2 separate regions of the Homo sapiens genome follow, and region 2 is linked to region 1. The links are chromatin contacts, found by Hi-C or POLR2A ChIA-PET in ENCODE. All regions are on one chromosome and are shown on one strand. Each heading gives the region's core, a stretch centred on a gene start or an enhancer-like site at or near the end of the contact. The rest is flanking DNA. Distances are from core to core; before and after follow the strand shown. Region 1 overlaps SZT2 (SZT2 subunit of KICSTOR complex). Region 2 overlaps ST3GAL3 (ST3 beta-galactoside alpha-2,3-sialyltransferase 3).

Evidence for each region. Hi-C counts contacts between places; a loop is a spot of excess contacts on that map. ChIA-PET counts read pairs that join two places held with the same protein, here RNA polymerase II (POLR2A).
Region 2: a map of HepG2 shows a loop between it and region 1 (21-fold over the local background). The contact joins two enhancer-like sites. A Hi-C loop is called at or near these places in 1 of 168 maps with a recorded cell type or tissue (HepG2). POLR2A ChIA-PET finds 5 or more read pairs at or near these places in 1 of 52 experiments (HEK293).

What each region holds. Positions count from the first base shown.
Region 1 is chr1:43,399,804-43,407,186 of GRCh38, reverse strand. It overlaps SZT2 (SZT2 subunit of KICSTOR complex), which reads right to left. Exons shown (of 72, transcript NM_001365999.1): 2 at 3,885-4,010; 3 at 3,413-3,586; 4 at 2,637-2,807. Among named protein-coding and RNA genes, the nearest start is that of SZT2, 14 kb to the right of the region's middle. Within about 2 kb of position 4,551, at least 3 of the 41 ENCODE cell types and tissues checked have a DNase peak (open chromatin) inside an H3K27ac peak, as active enhancers do.
Region 2 is chr1:43,924,914-43,932,296 of GRCh38, reverse strand. ST3GAL3 (ST3 beta-galactoside alpha-2,3-sialyltransferase 3) reads right to left here. Exons shown (of 12, transcript NM_006279.5): 12 at 1,138-2,165. The coding sequence ends at 2,076. Among named protein-coding and RNA genes, the nearest start is that of ARTN, 5.2 kb to the left of the region's middle. RefSeq lists enhancers at 1-234, 1,420-1,479, 2,406-2,700. Within about 2 kb of position 2,561, at least 4 of the 41 ENCODE cell types and tissues checked have a DNase peak (open chromatin) inside an H3K27ac peak, as active enhancers do.

The DNA of each region.
Region 1 (7,383 bases), core at 3,302-5,801:
AAGGCTGGCTCAGGGCGGCCAAGTGGCCCTGGGGCTTAACTGATGAAATCCTCTCCTTCCCTATAGCTGCTGTCCTTATTCAGGCTTCCTCCTCTCTCCCATGCTACAATAATCTTCGCCTATTCTCCCATCCAGACTTTGTCCCCAAATCCATCCTCCATATTAGCCACAAAATACTGTGATCTTCCCAATGTAGACATGTGATCCTGTTACTGTCTGTTTAAAATTTTCAGTAGTTCTCCGCTACCTATGGCTAATTATTTTAATAGCTAACATTTGCACATTCTGTATGTGGCAAGCACAGTTCTAAGTGCTTGACATGTATTAATTCAATCACCATATGATATAAGCAATGTTAATATCCCCTTTGGAAAAAGGTCACAGATGCACAGAAAGGTTAAGTAACTTGCTCAAGGACACACAACCAGTAAGTGGTACTGCCAGGAAGCAAACACAGGCAATGTGATTCCAGATCCAGTGCTCTTATCCTCCACACTGAACTCCCCCATAGAATAAAGCACAAAGTCCTTAGTGTCACATTCATGGCCTTTCATAACCAGCTCCCACTTATGTCTACAGTCTCCTCTTTACCATCCCTTTCCACATTCAAATTTTACTCTGTTGACACTGAATAATATGTAGTTCCCTAAAACACCTGTGATTGAGAGTACAGGTTCATAGTACCATGTATTTGCTTTTGCTGGTCCCTCTGTCAGAAAAGTCCATTTCCCCTTCTTTGAATGGTTAACCTCAATTCTTTCTTCAAAACTCAGTTCAAATGCTGCTTTGGGCCAGGCACAGTAGCTCATGCCTGTAATCCCAGCACTTTGGGAGGCTGAGGCAGGTGGATCACTTGAGGTCAGAAGTTCGAGGGCAGCCTGGCCAACATGGTGAAACCCTGTCTCTACCAAAAAAAACAAAAAAAACAAAAATTAGCCGGGTGTGGTAGTGGGCACCTGTAATCCCAGCTACTTGAAAGGCTGAGGCAGGAGAATTGCTTGAACCCAGGAGGTGGAGGGTGCAGTGAGCCAAGGTTGCACCACTGCACTCTAGCCCGGGCAACAGAGCAAGACTCTGTCTCAAAAACATGAAAAACAAATGCTGCTTTGTCTGAAAGACTTCTCTATTGTGGCCCCATGCTTGGTTGGGTGCTCCCTCTTGGTGCTCCCATAGCACCTGAGTCATCTTATCGGTGCCCTTATCACATTCAACTACAATTACCTCCCTTTAATATTTATCTCCCCCACTAAAATCTCAACTCTTCACATCAGGAGAAAGACAAGGTCTGATTCATCTGTGTCTTCAGGACCTGCTCAGGCCTGGTATAGCTCAGGCTTCATTAAGTGTTTGCCAACCTGAACCAAGTTTTGAGTGATTACCTAACATCCATGCTCTCCCTGCCTTGGCTATCAGTGCCTGCAAAACCTGGCCCCCATCTGGGGATGCAGCCCACAACTGATAGTCCTAACGGCTATACTAGGAAAGCACTTTAAACTAGGGCAGAGGGCTGGCAATCCCTGCCCTGGGATCCAGGTATGCACCAATTTTGTTGCTGTATGTTTCAGACCCTTAGATCATGTTCCCAATATCTTATCTCTCAAATCCAGTTTGATAGCTAAGGTGACAATGCAGCCATCACGGACAGTTTCAGGGAAAGCCTTTACCAATGAGTTAAGGGTAGTTAAAAGCAGATGAGGGGAAACTGGGCCAATGCTTATCTAAGTCATAAACAGATATTCCAGTAACAGACTTGGCCATTCTCCAAAAGGAGTGTCTTGTGATAGCCTCCTTGAGTGCTGGATAAGCCCTGTAATTATCTGTGTGGTCAGCATTATAACCAACAGTTCACATGGCCCTCAAAAAAAAAATGACCCACACTGGGCACGGTGGCTCACGCCTGTAATCCTAGCACTTTGGGAGGCCGAGGCTGGCAGATCACCTGAGGTCGGGAGTTCAAGACCAGCCTGGCCAACATGGCAAAACCCCGTCTCTACTAAAAATAAATAAATAAATAAATAAGCTGGGCCTGGTGGTGAGTGCCTATCATCCCCGTTACTTGGGAGGCTGAGGCAGGAGAATCGCTTGAACCCAGGAGGCGGAGGTTGCAGTGAGCCAAGATTGTGCCATTGCACTCCAGCCTGGGCAAAAAGAGCGAAACTCCGTCTCAAAAAAAGACAACAACAAAAAATGACCCTCCTCTATCCTTGAAACCAATTACATTTCTGGGTTATGTGCTGTCTTTCAAAATCACAAAACTATTCCAAAAGACCATCTCCTGAGGGTACTAGCCAGAGCCAGCGCATCAGCAAACCATCCAACAGAACTAAAGGAGAAGAGGGGAATGGAGAAAACAGACATCCAGTGGTCAGAATCAAAGAGATTTACAGGAGCAGTGAAAAAGGCAGGTGTCCAATCAACACCAACTGACCCGAAGTCTATAGGAAAGCCCTTTAAGTCCAGAGGAACTGGTTCTTCTCAAGGAGAGAGAGACTCATGAGGATGACTAGAAAACAGGTTCAAGAAGCCAGCAGAGCTCGGGACTTTGGGGACAAACAGCAGAGACAGGATAAGGACTTGGTCAGAGGACTAATAGAAATTTGGTCTGAGGGTACAAACTTGGAGAGATGATGCAATACCTGGTGGGACTGCAGTCCAATGATGGAGGAGTAGGCCTGGATAGTTACATAGATCTCAGGCTGGAAGTCGATGCAAGATCCAGGCACTCGGAAGGGCCGAAGCAGCCCGCCTAAGCAGCGGGACAGGGCATGGAAAACTTCATCAAACAAGATCTCCCCTGTGGAATCATCCTGAGGGCAGAGAAAGAGCACTCAAGGGGGTCCAAAGGCAGCCCTAACCAGAGGGCAGAAACATGCAGCTTCCATGGGTCAGTAGGACACTTAACTTATGGATGATCGCACACCCAAATACAGTGCCACACATGGAACAGTTTCTGGGGTGTTTTTTGGAAACAAAAACAACAAAACCAGGGTCTTGCTTTGTTGCCCACGCTAGAGCGCAGTGGCCTGATCCCGGCTCACTGTAGCCTCGACCTCCTGGGCTCAAGCAATCCTCCCACCTCAGCCTCCCGAGTAGCTAGGACAGGTGCATGCCAGCATGCCTGGCTAATTTTTGTATTTTTTATAGAGAGGGAGTTTTGCCATGTGGCCCAGGCTAGTCTCGAACTCCTGAGCTCGAGTAATCAGCCCGCCTTGGCTTCCCAAAGCACTGGGATTGTAGGCATGAGTCACCACAGCTGGCCCAGTGCTCTTTTTAAACACCCATCATTCCTTTATAAGCCTGTCTTCTCTCCAAAATGGTAGGCTGGGACCATTTTTCACTTCCCCACAGGCCTCTCCCTCTCCTCACACCCCACCCCATCCTTTCTTCCCACAGTCTCCCTTCAATCCTTTACCACAATGCCAGTAGATGGGCTAAGGTCCAACTCAATGACAAACCGATACTGCCAAGCCAGGAAGGTGACCCGGGTGGAAGGTACCAGGAGGAATGGCCTTGGGACCACTGGTTCATCTGGCTGCCACCCAGGGGGCAGGACACTGAGGACTTCCAATTCCTGTTCAGACTGAAGCTGAAAATTAGGATGGAAAGAAAAGGAAAGGATCAGCGAAGTATCCCTTTCTTCCCAGGACCTGCCTTCTATATCCCAAATGACACATCATTGGCTCTACCTCCCTCAATCTAACCGTATACTCTTCCTCTCACTCTCTGGAAAAATTATTTTTTAAAATTTCCATCATCTTGTAGGCAGTCCCTTGCCCTAACCAGACTTAAGAGTTAGTCTCCCACCCTGTCTGTTTCTAGCACTCTCCTAAAAAACAGATCCTTCTGGGCTGGCCCCTCACACCTTTCGTGTGTCTAAGCCTCACCAGCATCTCCTGGGGTGTGGCCTGCACAGTTTGGTGCAGATGACTGAGGAACCAAGCCAGGCGAACATTTCGGGAGATTCGATAATCCTTTTTCATTAACAGGAACACCTGCCCAGCTTCTTCCACCTGGGAACAAAGAGACATTAATACATCTTTAAAAAATGGCACCGAGTACCTGGAACACACAGATCACTGTCCAAATAATTTGCCCAAGGAACTCACCATCAATGAGAGGGAAAACAGCAGAAGTGAAAAGTTTACCCCAACCTCCATGCAAGGTGTTCCCAGGGAGTCAATTCTCAACTCTCTGTTCCTGTTTGCCCGATACAGACCTCCATATAGATGAAGTGACCTTTCCATATTGTTTCCACAAAGTTTATGTGAGTTTCACCTATAAACTATAAGCTTTTGAGGGCAGGGGCTGTGTCTGATTCTACTTTTGTGCCCCTGTGCTTGGCAAATTGCTACAAACAGAGCAAATACCAGGACAAGTCCCTAATACATTACACGAATGCCAGACAGTTACTCCTAACAAGTCTTGACAACAGCAGGCACCGAAGAAATTTTCACCGAAGGAATAGCAAGCCTTCCAAATACCTCAAAATCAAACCTCTGTGGGTCACAGTCCCCACCCCCGCACTTCTCAGTTGTCAGCCCTCTAGTTCTTGCCTCCATTGCCTCATAGGTGGCCACTTCAACAATGCTCTAACAAGCATCGGTTCCCTTGCCCATGTCCTTGTCCTTCCACTACACATGTCCTGTCAAATCTTATCTGGGGATGAATCTGACATTTTCCCTTATCCACACATATACTATGGCAGCTGCACTTGGACAGAAAGAAACTTGTCACCTTGCCAGCAGTGCCCACTCTAGCAGGCCTTTACCAGTCCTCTGAATTCTCCTGGCCAGCAGCCTTTCCTGTTCCCCACAGGAGGTTTTCCAATCTCTCAATCCCCTCCCAGCAGATAAACTTGCCCACAGTTCACTGAGGAAATAAAGGTCAATTGGTCTGAACTCCCCAATGTCTCTTCCTGATTAATGCTTATCTGTCACATTCATTACTCCCTTTCTCTTGTCTGTCCTACACAAATGGCAAATTTCTCCTCCTGTGTCCCTGATTAATGAGGGAAAGAACACCAGGTGGCAAGAACTGAAGAGCAGGTAGTAGAGGAGAAACGAACAGAAGTTAATAACTACCTGTTGAGAAACATGATGTTGAAAGAAAGTGAAGAATTATTTTTTCCAAAATGGGGAAACATGCATGGAGAGAAGACTGAAAAAGCCCTGGAAAACCAATAATGAAGAGTTTCTGATGTCAGAGAAAAGTGTGGAGAACAGATACAATGGCTGTGAAGTTGTAGTCTTTCTTCTGCTCCAAGACAGAAGGAAGGGGTAAAAAGATACAGAAAGAGGTACTGGAAAGTGATAAGGATGATAGCAGAAGGCAAGAAGGAGGAACTCACATTTATTGAGCATCTAAGATATATGCAAAAGTACTATGTAAAAGAAAAAAAAAGGGCTGGGCGCAGTGGCTCATGCCTGTAATCCCAGCACTTCAGGAGGCCGAGGCGGGTGGATCACCTGAGGTCAGGAGTTCGAGACCAGCCTGGCCAACATGGTGAAACCCCGTCTCTACTAAAAATACAAAAATTAGCTAGGCGTGGTGGCAGGCACCTGTAATCCCAGCTACTTGGGAGGCTGAGGCAGGAGATCGCTTGAACCCAGGAGGCGGAGGTTGCAGTGAGCCGAGATCACACCACTGCACTCCATCCTGGGCGACAGAGTGAGACTCCATCTCAAAAAAATACAATAAAATAAAAAGTAAGAAAAAAAAAGTACTCTGTAGAGGCCAAGTTCAAGAATTTCAGGTTCAGAAAGTCTGGGTTTGAATCCCAATTCATCCACTTATTAGCTGTGAGACAGTGGAAAGGTTGTATCACCTCTTTAAGCTTCAATGTCCTCCTTTGTAAAATAGAGAATTCTAATACCAATCTAAAGTGCTGTTCTGTGGATCAAGGAATATCATGCATATGAAGTGCTCAGCACAATGCCTGGTAAGAGTAAAAGTTAACAATAACAGCTGGGCATAACGGTTCAAGCCTATAACCCCAACACTTTGGGAGATTGAGGTGGGCAGGCCGTTTGCACCTAGGAGTTCAAGACCAGCCTGGGCAACATGATGAAACCTCAACTCTACTACTAAAAACACAAAAATTAGCCAGGCGTAGTGGCTCGTGCCTGTAGTCCCAGCTACTCTGGAAGCTGAGATGGGAAGATCACCTGAGCCCAGGAGGTCGAGACTGTAGTGAGCCATGATGGCACCATGGCACTCCAGCCTGAGCAACAGAGCGAGACCCTGTCCAAAAAAAAAGTTAACTATTTATTACAGTTAACTATTACAACACTATACTAGGTTCTTTTTTTTTTTTTGAGACGGAGTTTTGCTTTTGTTGCCCAGGCTGGAGTGCAGTGGCACGATCTTGGCTCACTGCAACCTCCGCCTCCTGGGTTCAAGTGATTCTCCTGCCTAAGCCTCCCAAGTAGCTGGGATTACAGGCACCCGCCACCAAGCCCGGCTAATTTTTGTATTTTTAGTAGAGACTGGGTTTCATCATGTTGGCCAGGCTGGTCTGGAACTCCTGACCTTGGGTGATTCACCCGCCTTGGCCTTCCGAGGTGCTGGGATTACAGGCGTGAGCCACCACGCCTGCCCTATACAAGTTTTTTACCTAAGTAAGCTCATTCAGTATTCACAACAAAACATTTAACAGGAGAAAACAGAGGTCCAAAAAGTTAAGTGATTCAACGTAAGTAGTAAGTGTAGGCTCAGAAGTCAAACCAAGGCCTGGTGAGCTGCAAAAGCCCATCTACTGAGAGTGACAAATGGATAAAACTGAGGGCTTATGAGCAGAAGAGATTTTAAGTCATGAAAAGGAGCACAATGGGGGTAATGAGCAGAAAGGATGTTTTGACATAATCAGAAAGATAAAAAGAGAATTTAAATATCAATATGTTGCACTTGCGTATTATATTCTCTCTGTAACATCTAAAATCACATCTTGGGGCTAGGCACTGTGGCTCAGACTTGTAATCTCAGCACTTTGGGAGGCCAAAGCGGGCAAATAACTTAAGCCTAGGAGTTTGAGAACAGCCTGGGCAAACGGTGAAAGTCCATCTCTAAAAAAAAAATACAAAAATTAGCTCGGCATGGTGGTGAGCACCTGTAGTCCTAGCTACTTGGGAGATTGAGGTGGGAGGATCGCTTAAGTCTGGGAGGTTGAGGCTGCAATGAGCTATGATCACACCACTGCACTCCAGCCTGGGCAAAACAGCAAGATTCTGTCTCAAAAAATAAATAAAAATAATAATAAAATGAAATTACACCTTGGGAGATACTACTCTCTGTTACACTGCTTTCCAACACTGTGTTGAGACAGGTCCTGGCTAGGATTTTGGATTCATCCTTTGAGTGAGTTTAAGCTACTAAAGGAATTCCACA
Region 2 (7,383 bases), core at 1,312-3,811, 530 kb before region 1:
GACTAGAAGTCAGACCACAGAGAACTGCTGCTGGAGGTGGTGGGGCTGCTGCAGGCGTGCCAGGAGCCCCCTGGGATAGGAGGCCAAGCAGGGAGCAGTCTGCTCTGTCACCTCCCACAACCGGCTGCTCAGTTGGGGCACCTGCCTTGGGGCTTTTTCAGCCAGGGACACCACTTATGGCCATTCAGCCTATGCCCTGTACAACTCCACGGGGCACCATCCAGGCAGGAACATGTGCATGGTAGTGGCCTTATTTCCGGTAGAAATGGAGGGGGTTTCTGGGTTGACCTGTCCCTCAGTCAGGGCCTCCCTTACCCCCCTAGCCCAGGAGGCTTCTGCCTAAGGCCGGCCACAGTGGGAAGGAGCATGTGGGAGGCTGCTGGTCCCTGGGATGGCCGGGACTCCAGCCTTAGGGCTCACCAGTGGGAGGGCAGCCCAGGGCTGCCTGGAGTCTTGGATTGGGGTGGGCAGGAGAGAGGAGCAGGAGCCGGCCACCCCACTTACTGCCTGCCACAGTGGCAGTGTGTGACAGAAAGCTCACTTCATGGCCTCAAGTGCAGGCGACAGTCTGGTCTGTCCATTCTCAGGCCTGCCTGGGGATGCTGGGGAAGAGAGGGATCAGACTCTAGGACTCTTAAGAAGGCGACGTGATATCTTTTCTAAAGTATGACAGAGGATACCTAGAGCAGGGCTGAAGGGAGAGGGTGTGCCTCTGTGCTAATGATTGGGGCTGGGGCATGTCCTTCCCAGAGGGACGGGAGTGTCAGTAGTAGGGTAGGTCTGTGAGCCTCTGCTTGCTGCAGGGGCTCAGCAGTATATCTTTCCTGTGCTTGCAGGAATATCTGTCCTTCCAGAGGTGGGGCTGTGGCACCCCAAGGCAATGTCCTAGGGCTCCAGTCCTGTGCCTCTGTCTCCTCTAAGAGTGTGCCCTGAAACCTCTGGTCTCAAAGCAAAGAGGATACAGGAGATGCTCCAGAGGCCTCTGGATGGCTACCTAGGTCCTGCATTGACACAAGAAGTGAAAGGGACCCAGGACTCTGTGGACTGGAGAGAGGGCCCGAGGGTTTGGCATAGTTGCTAAGGCTTTAGGTTCCTGTTTCTTCCAGGAAAGTCAGAGAAGGCAAAAAGAGGCCAGGCTCAGGGAAGAGCTTTATTGCTTCCATGGGGGTGGCCTGGGACGGCTGCCACAGCTTGGGTAAGCTCCTTGGGCCTCACTTCCCTTTGGTCCAGGCTAAAGGCAGAACCCAACCACCTGGCAGTCTTGTTGCTGAAACCTAGAACATGTGGCAAGTTGGTGAGTCCGGGCCTGCGGTAGTCCTATGGATCAGCTGCAGCTGTGGAGGGGAGCTCTTCCCAGCAGGCGGAGCTGGGCGTCACCCTCCTGAGCTTTAAAGTTCTTTCTGCTATAGCCCTGGGGCGGTCTTGTTGGCTCCGAAGGGATGGCTCCAGGGTTTCCCCATGGGACAGCTAGGGCTGGTGAGTGGGAATACCCCGCCTTCTCCCCAAGAAAGGCCAAACAGTGTCATGAGCTGGAGGGGGCTGGCTTGAGATCCTGCCCACCATCCTGTAGCCCCACAGCAAGGTACAGGCTGGTCCTGGCACTCCTGCCCCACAGGGAGCTAACAGGTAACACTGCCTGATGGGCCCTCTAGTGGGCCTCTTCCTGCATGGCAAGTGAACCCAACTTGACATCTCCAACCTTATTTAAAAATAAATTATCCCTACCCTCCCCCCTACCCAAATTCACAAAATGATAATACACCAAACACTGATTGGAGAAGTGATTCCGGCAGCAGCCTTGCTGCCCAGTGTCCCACCACCTGCATGCTGGGCCTGCTGGGCACAGCCAGGAGCCTGCTGGCCCTCTGGCATCAAGGACCCATGCTGAATGAGGCTGAGTGCTGGTCTCTGAGACTGGCTGCTGAGCAGGCACAGCTCTGGCTGCTCCACCAAGGCCTTGCTGCCCCTGGGGCCCTTGGCACCGTCCTTCTCTGGGTCTGAAGACTCCTGTGTAGGTGGTGCTGGCTGCTGCTCCTGGTGGTGCCTGGGCCTCTATGGCCATGTGCTGGGCCCACTCAGATGCCACTGCTTAGATCAGTGATGACGCGAGCTTTCACCAGCTTCCGCAGAAACTCTTTCTCTCGCTGGATATTGTGCGTCCAGGACTGAAAGGAGAGATGAAGTGATCAGTTGGGCCTTTGCTCAAACCTTTACTGCCCCTTCCAGGGCTCGGTGCCTTCTTCGTCACCACTCTCCAATACTCCGTGACTGTGGAAACCTGAAGGCAGATACTGGTAATCAGTTGTGTCTACACGGTAATGATGACCCTGCTCTAGGAGTGCCACAGCTCATCCTCCTCCCTTCCCAAGACAGGGAAAAAAGAACCTTCATACCCCTTTCCTCGTCCCAGGAAAACCGTTAAGCTTCCCAACCTCCCTCCTCAGTGCTGGCGGAAGGACCTTGTTCCCACAGACTTCAAGCCACTTCTTGTCATGAAGCACCTAGGTTATAGACACCCTGCGGGCAGGCAGTGTGAGTCACTGAAGTCCAACAGCAAGGGGTGGCTGAGTCACTCCCTGGCCTGATGCAATCTACTCTCCAGGCCTGGGGGCGGCGGATGAAATCCTGCCTCCCAGATCAGAGGAGCTATGGGGCCTGCGGAGAGATGGCAAATCTTTTTTAGAAAATTAAAAATAGGCCAGGCGCGGTGGCTCACGCCTGTAATCCCAGCACTTTGGGAGGCCGAGGCGGGTGGATCACGAGGTCAGGAGTTCAAACCAGCCTGACCAACATGGTGAAACCCTGTTTCTACTAAAAATACAAAAATTAGCTGGGTGTGATGGTAGCGCCTATAATCCCAGCTACTCAGGAGGCTGAGGCAGGAGAATCGCTTGAACCCGGGAGGCAGAGGTTGCAGTGAGCCGAGATCGCGCCACTGCACTCCAGCCTGGGCAACAGAGAGAGATTCTGTCTCAAAAAAAAAAAATAATAATTAAAACTAATTTTTTAATTGAAAGAATTGTACATATTTTTGGGGTAGAATGTGATGTTTTGATAGATGTATACATTGTGGAATAATTAAATCAAGCCAACCTCACCTACTTACCAATTTTTTATGGTGAGCACATTTGACTATAGTTAATAATAATGTCATATATTTCAAAATTACTAGAAGAGGCTTCTGGGGAAGACTGTACCTGGGATAGGGTCCTTTCCTAACCCCAGGACTCTCACCAGAAAACTTTGATGAAAAAGGCTTGATTTAATGAATGAAGGGCTGAATGACAGCAGCCTTATCAGAGTTTGTCCCCAAGTGACCTCTCTGTTGCGTTTGTCAGCATTGAGCTTCACCATAACTGTTTATTTTTTATCTATTTATTTATTTTTGAGACAGAGTTTCGCTCTTGTTGCCCAGGCTGGTGTGCAGTGGTGTGATCTCAGCTCACTGCAACCTCTGCCTCCCAGGTTCAAGCGATTCTCCTGCCTCAGCCACCTGAGTAGCTGGGACTACAGGAGTGCACCACCACACCCAGCTAATTTTGTATTTTTAGTAGAGATGGGGGTTTCACCATGTTGGTCAGGCTGGTTTTGAACTCCTGACCTCAGGTGATCCACCTGCCTCAGCCTCCCAAAGTGCTGGGATTACAGGCATGAGCCACCGTGCCCGGACCACCATAAATGTTTTTGTTTTTTTTTTCAGATGGTGTCTTGCTCTGTTGCCCAGGCTGGAGTGCAGTGGCACGATCTTGGCTCACTGCAACCTCCGCCCCCCGGGTTCAAGGGATTCTCCTGCCTCAGTCATCTGAGTAGCTGGAACTACAGGTGCCTGCCACCACACCTGGCTAATTTTTTGTATTTGTAGTAGAGATGGGGTTTCACCATGTTGGCCAGGATGGTCTCTATCTCCTGACCTTGTGATCCACCAGCCTCAGCCTCCCAAAGTGTTGGGATTACAGGTGTGAGCCATCGTGCCCGGCCAATAACTGTTAACAGCCACTATTTAGTGGTGCTGAGAAGTGAGCTGGATGCAGTGCCCTGTGCCTGTAGTCCCAACTACTTGGGAGGCTGAGGCAGGAGGATCACTTGAGCTTAGTCCACCTGGGCAACATATAGAAACCCCATCTTTTGAAAAATAATAAATAAATGAATTTTTTACAAAGAACTTATGGCTTGCTCTGTCTAGCCCTTATTCTGATCCAGTCAACCTTCTCCACCTTCCAAATCTTTTACATCTGAAACTCAGGTAGTCATCAGCCAAATTCCCGCAGTCATCAGCCAAATTCCCAATATTCCTCTTCTCTGAGCATTCCCTTCAACCTCTTGTGCTAATCACAAACCCAGCTGCCCTGAAGGAGAGTGCCCCCATACCCCCTCTCAAGTGGTGACCGTTTCTTCCCTCACATTCCACACTCCACAGCCTCTGAAGGCGGGAAGCGTCTTCCTTACACCCCGTTGTCCCTCAGACTCCCTAAAGCCCTCCGGCCCCTTCAAGGCTCCTGTCATTATACTCTGCCATCTGCACTTGCCCCTCCTCATTGCAGATCCCTGGGCGACTCATCCCCATTCTTTGAAGACTTAAGCATCTGGCTCACTGTCTCTCTTTGAGGGTAGGGACTGTTAGGCACAGAGTAGGTGCCTCAATATTTGTTGAATGAAATTAGGTTTTACAGGGAAAACAGAGACTTGGAGGAAAGACAAGGCCAGGATTCAAGCAGATGTGGAAACTCGTTTGCCTCTTTACTTATCCCTCGTCCTCATCACTCCTCTGGAGAAGTAGTAACGAATTTGATGGGTCAGGGTCAACAGCACCCACTAGGAGTCATTGAGGGTTAAAAGGTCAGCAGAGGACTGGACATTTGATGATATTAAGGAATTACTGTTCATGTTTTTAGGTGTAATAATTTAAAAAATAGTCCTTATCTTTTAGAGAAAATGAATGAAGTTTTTTGTTTTGGTTTGGTTTTTGTTTTTGAGATGGAGTTTTACTCTTGTTGCCCAGGCTGGAGTGCAATGGTGCGATCTTGGCTCACTACAACCTCTGCCTCCCGGGTTCAAGCAATTCTCCTGCCTCAGCCTCCTGAGTAGCTGGGATTACAGGCACGCACCACCACTGGCTAATTTGTATTTTTAGTAGAGACAGGATTTCGCCATGTTGGGCAGGCTAGTCTCGAACTCCCGACCTCAGGTGATCCACCTGCATCGGCCTCCCAAAGTGCTGAGATTACAGGCGTGAGCCACCACGCCCGGCCTGAATGAAGTATTTATGGTTGGAGGGATATATGGTATCTGAGACATGTTTGAATCAGTGGAGTGGGAGCATGAGACAAAGAAGAGATGGAACAATGTTGGCCGCCTGTTGATGCCTGTGGAAGGTGGGGGGCAGGAACGTGGGAGTTCATGATATTATCCTCTGTACTCGTAATATGCTTGACAATTTCCATCATAAAAAAGTAAACAAGAAAGTCAGCCCTGGGGTGTAGCTCTCTTGGATCCGGCAATGCCACCTCTCTGGTGCTCTTTTCCTAATTCTATGCAGACAACTTCTGAGTTCACCTGAGCTTTGAACTGGCCGCGGCTGGTGGAGGATTCTGGTCATCCTGGGGTCTCCAGCCTTACCAGGGCCCTTGATTCTGAGTATTGATGTCCATCCCATGTCACAGTCCACACTCTCAGAAGCTTTTATTTTTTTTTGAGACGGAGTTTCACTCTTGTTGCCGAGGCTGGAGTGCAATGGTGCAATCTCGGCTCACTGCAACCTCGGCTCACTGCAACCTCTGCCTCCCGAGTTCAAGCGATTCTCCTGCCCCAGCCTCCCGAGTAGCTGGGATTACAGGCATGCGCCACCACACCTGGCTAATTTTGTATTTTCAGTAGAGACAGGGTTTCTCCATGTTGGTCAGGCTGGTCTCGGAACTCCCGACCTCAGATGATCCATCCGCCTTGGCCTCCCAAAGTGCTGGGATTACAGGCGTGAGGGACCGCGCCCGGCCAGAAGCTCTTTTTCTTTGGCTCCTCGCCCAACCGTTAAGTATCCACGTTCAAGGGTCCTGCCAGGATGAGCCGCGCTTCTCACTCTCTGTCCTCTCTCTGGGAAATCTCATCCTTATATCTGAAGAAGCGGCTGTGCTAACAACTCACAGATCTATACTTCCAGCCTGGACTTCTCTGCTGTGTGACAGATTCCCGTATGAAGCCACGTCATCCTCTAGCTACTGCCCAGTCTCTCTACTCCCTTCTCTTCCAAGCATCCTGAGAGATCCCTTACCACGAGCAACATCTGTGGTCTCTAACCACAGATGTAGGTGCCGTCTACTCACTGTTCACTACTGCAATCTGGCTTCCACTCCACTATTCCTTTGAAACTGTTCTCACCACAGTCAGCAGTTAACTCCTAACAGCTACATCCGACGGCCACCTCTCAGCCCTCATCTTACTGGGTTTCCCAGCACCACATTGTAGATGCTCTTCCTGGAATGCTGCTCCTTTGGCCTCCACGATGTGGCACCTTCCTGATTCCTCTGTCTCCTTTATGGATTCCCTTGACATCCCTTCCATATCCCCGGCATTCAATCCTTGGTCCATGTGTCTCCACATCCCACACACTCCTGCTGGGCCTGCAGAGTGAGCTGATCAAGGCAAATGCAGGTGAAGTGAGGAGAAGCCAAGGTGTTGAATGGTCCATGTGAGACACCCCAGGTAACAGAGGGATTCTAAACCCGGGCACCAACATTCTCAGTGAATCCTCTTCTGGGGATTGGTAAATAACAGTGGCAAGTAGGGGTAAAATATTAATCATAATGGCTAAGATTTCTGAGTGCTTACTACGTGGCAGGCCTTTTTTACACATGATCACATCCGGTCCTTTCCAAACCCTAGGAGGTAGGTGCTGTTACTGTCCCTTTCATAGATAAGGAAATGCAGGTCTAGAGTCAGCCCCTGAACCAAGGTCCTGAAGTCATCTTTTATGATTTGAGAAGCTACACTCTTTTTTTTTTTTTTTGAGACACAGTCTTGTTCTGTCACCCAGGCTAGAGTGCAGTAGAGCTATCTTGGCTCACTGCAATCTCCACTTGAGCCCTCCTGGGCTCAAGCAATTCTCCTGCTTCAGCCTCTGGAGTAGCTGGGATTACAGGCATGCACCACCACGCCTGGCTAATTTTTGTATTTTTAGCAGAGACGGGGTTTCACCATGTTAGCCAGGCTGGTCTCGAACTCCTGACCCCAGGTGATCCACCCGCCTCAGCTTCCCAAAGTGCTGGGATTACAGGCATGAGCTACTGTGCCCGGCCAAGAAGCCACACTCTTAAGCACTCTACAGGGAGTGTAGTGCAGCAGATGCTGGGAGCCTCAGAGCCAGTGAGGTTTTACATGTAATGGAGGGAC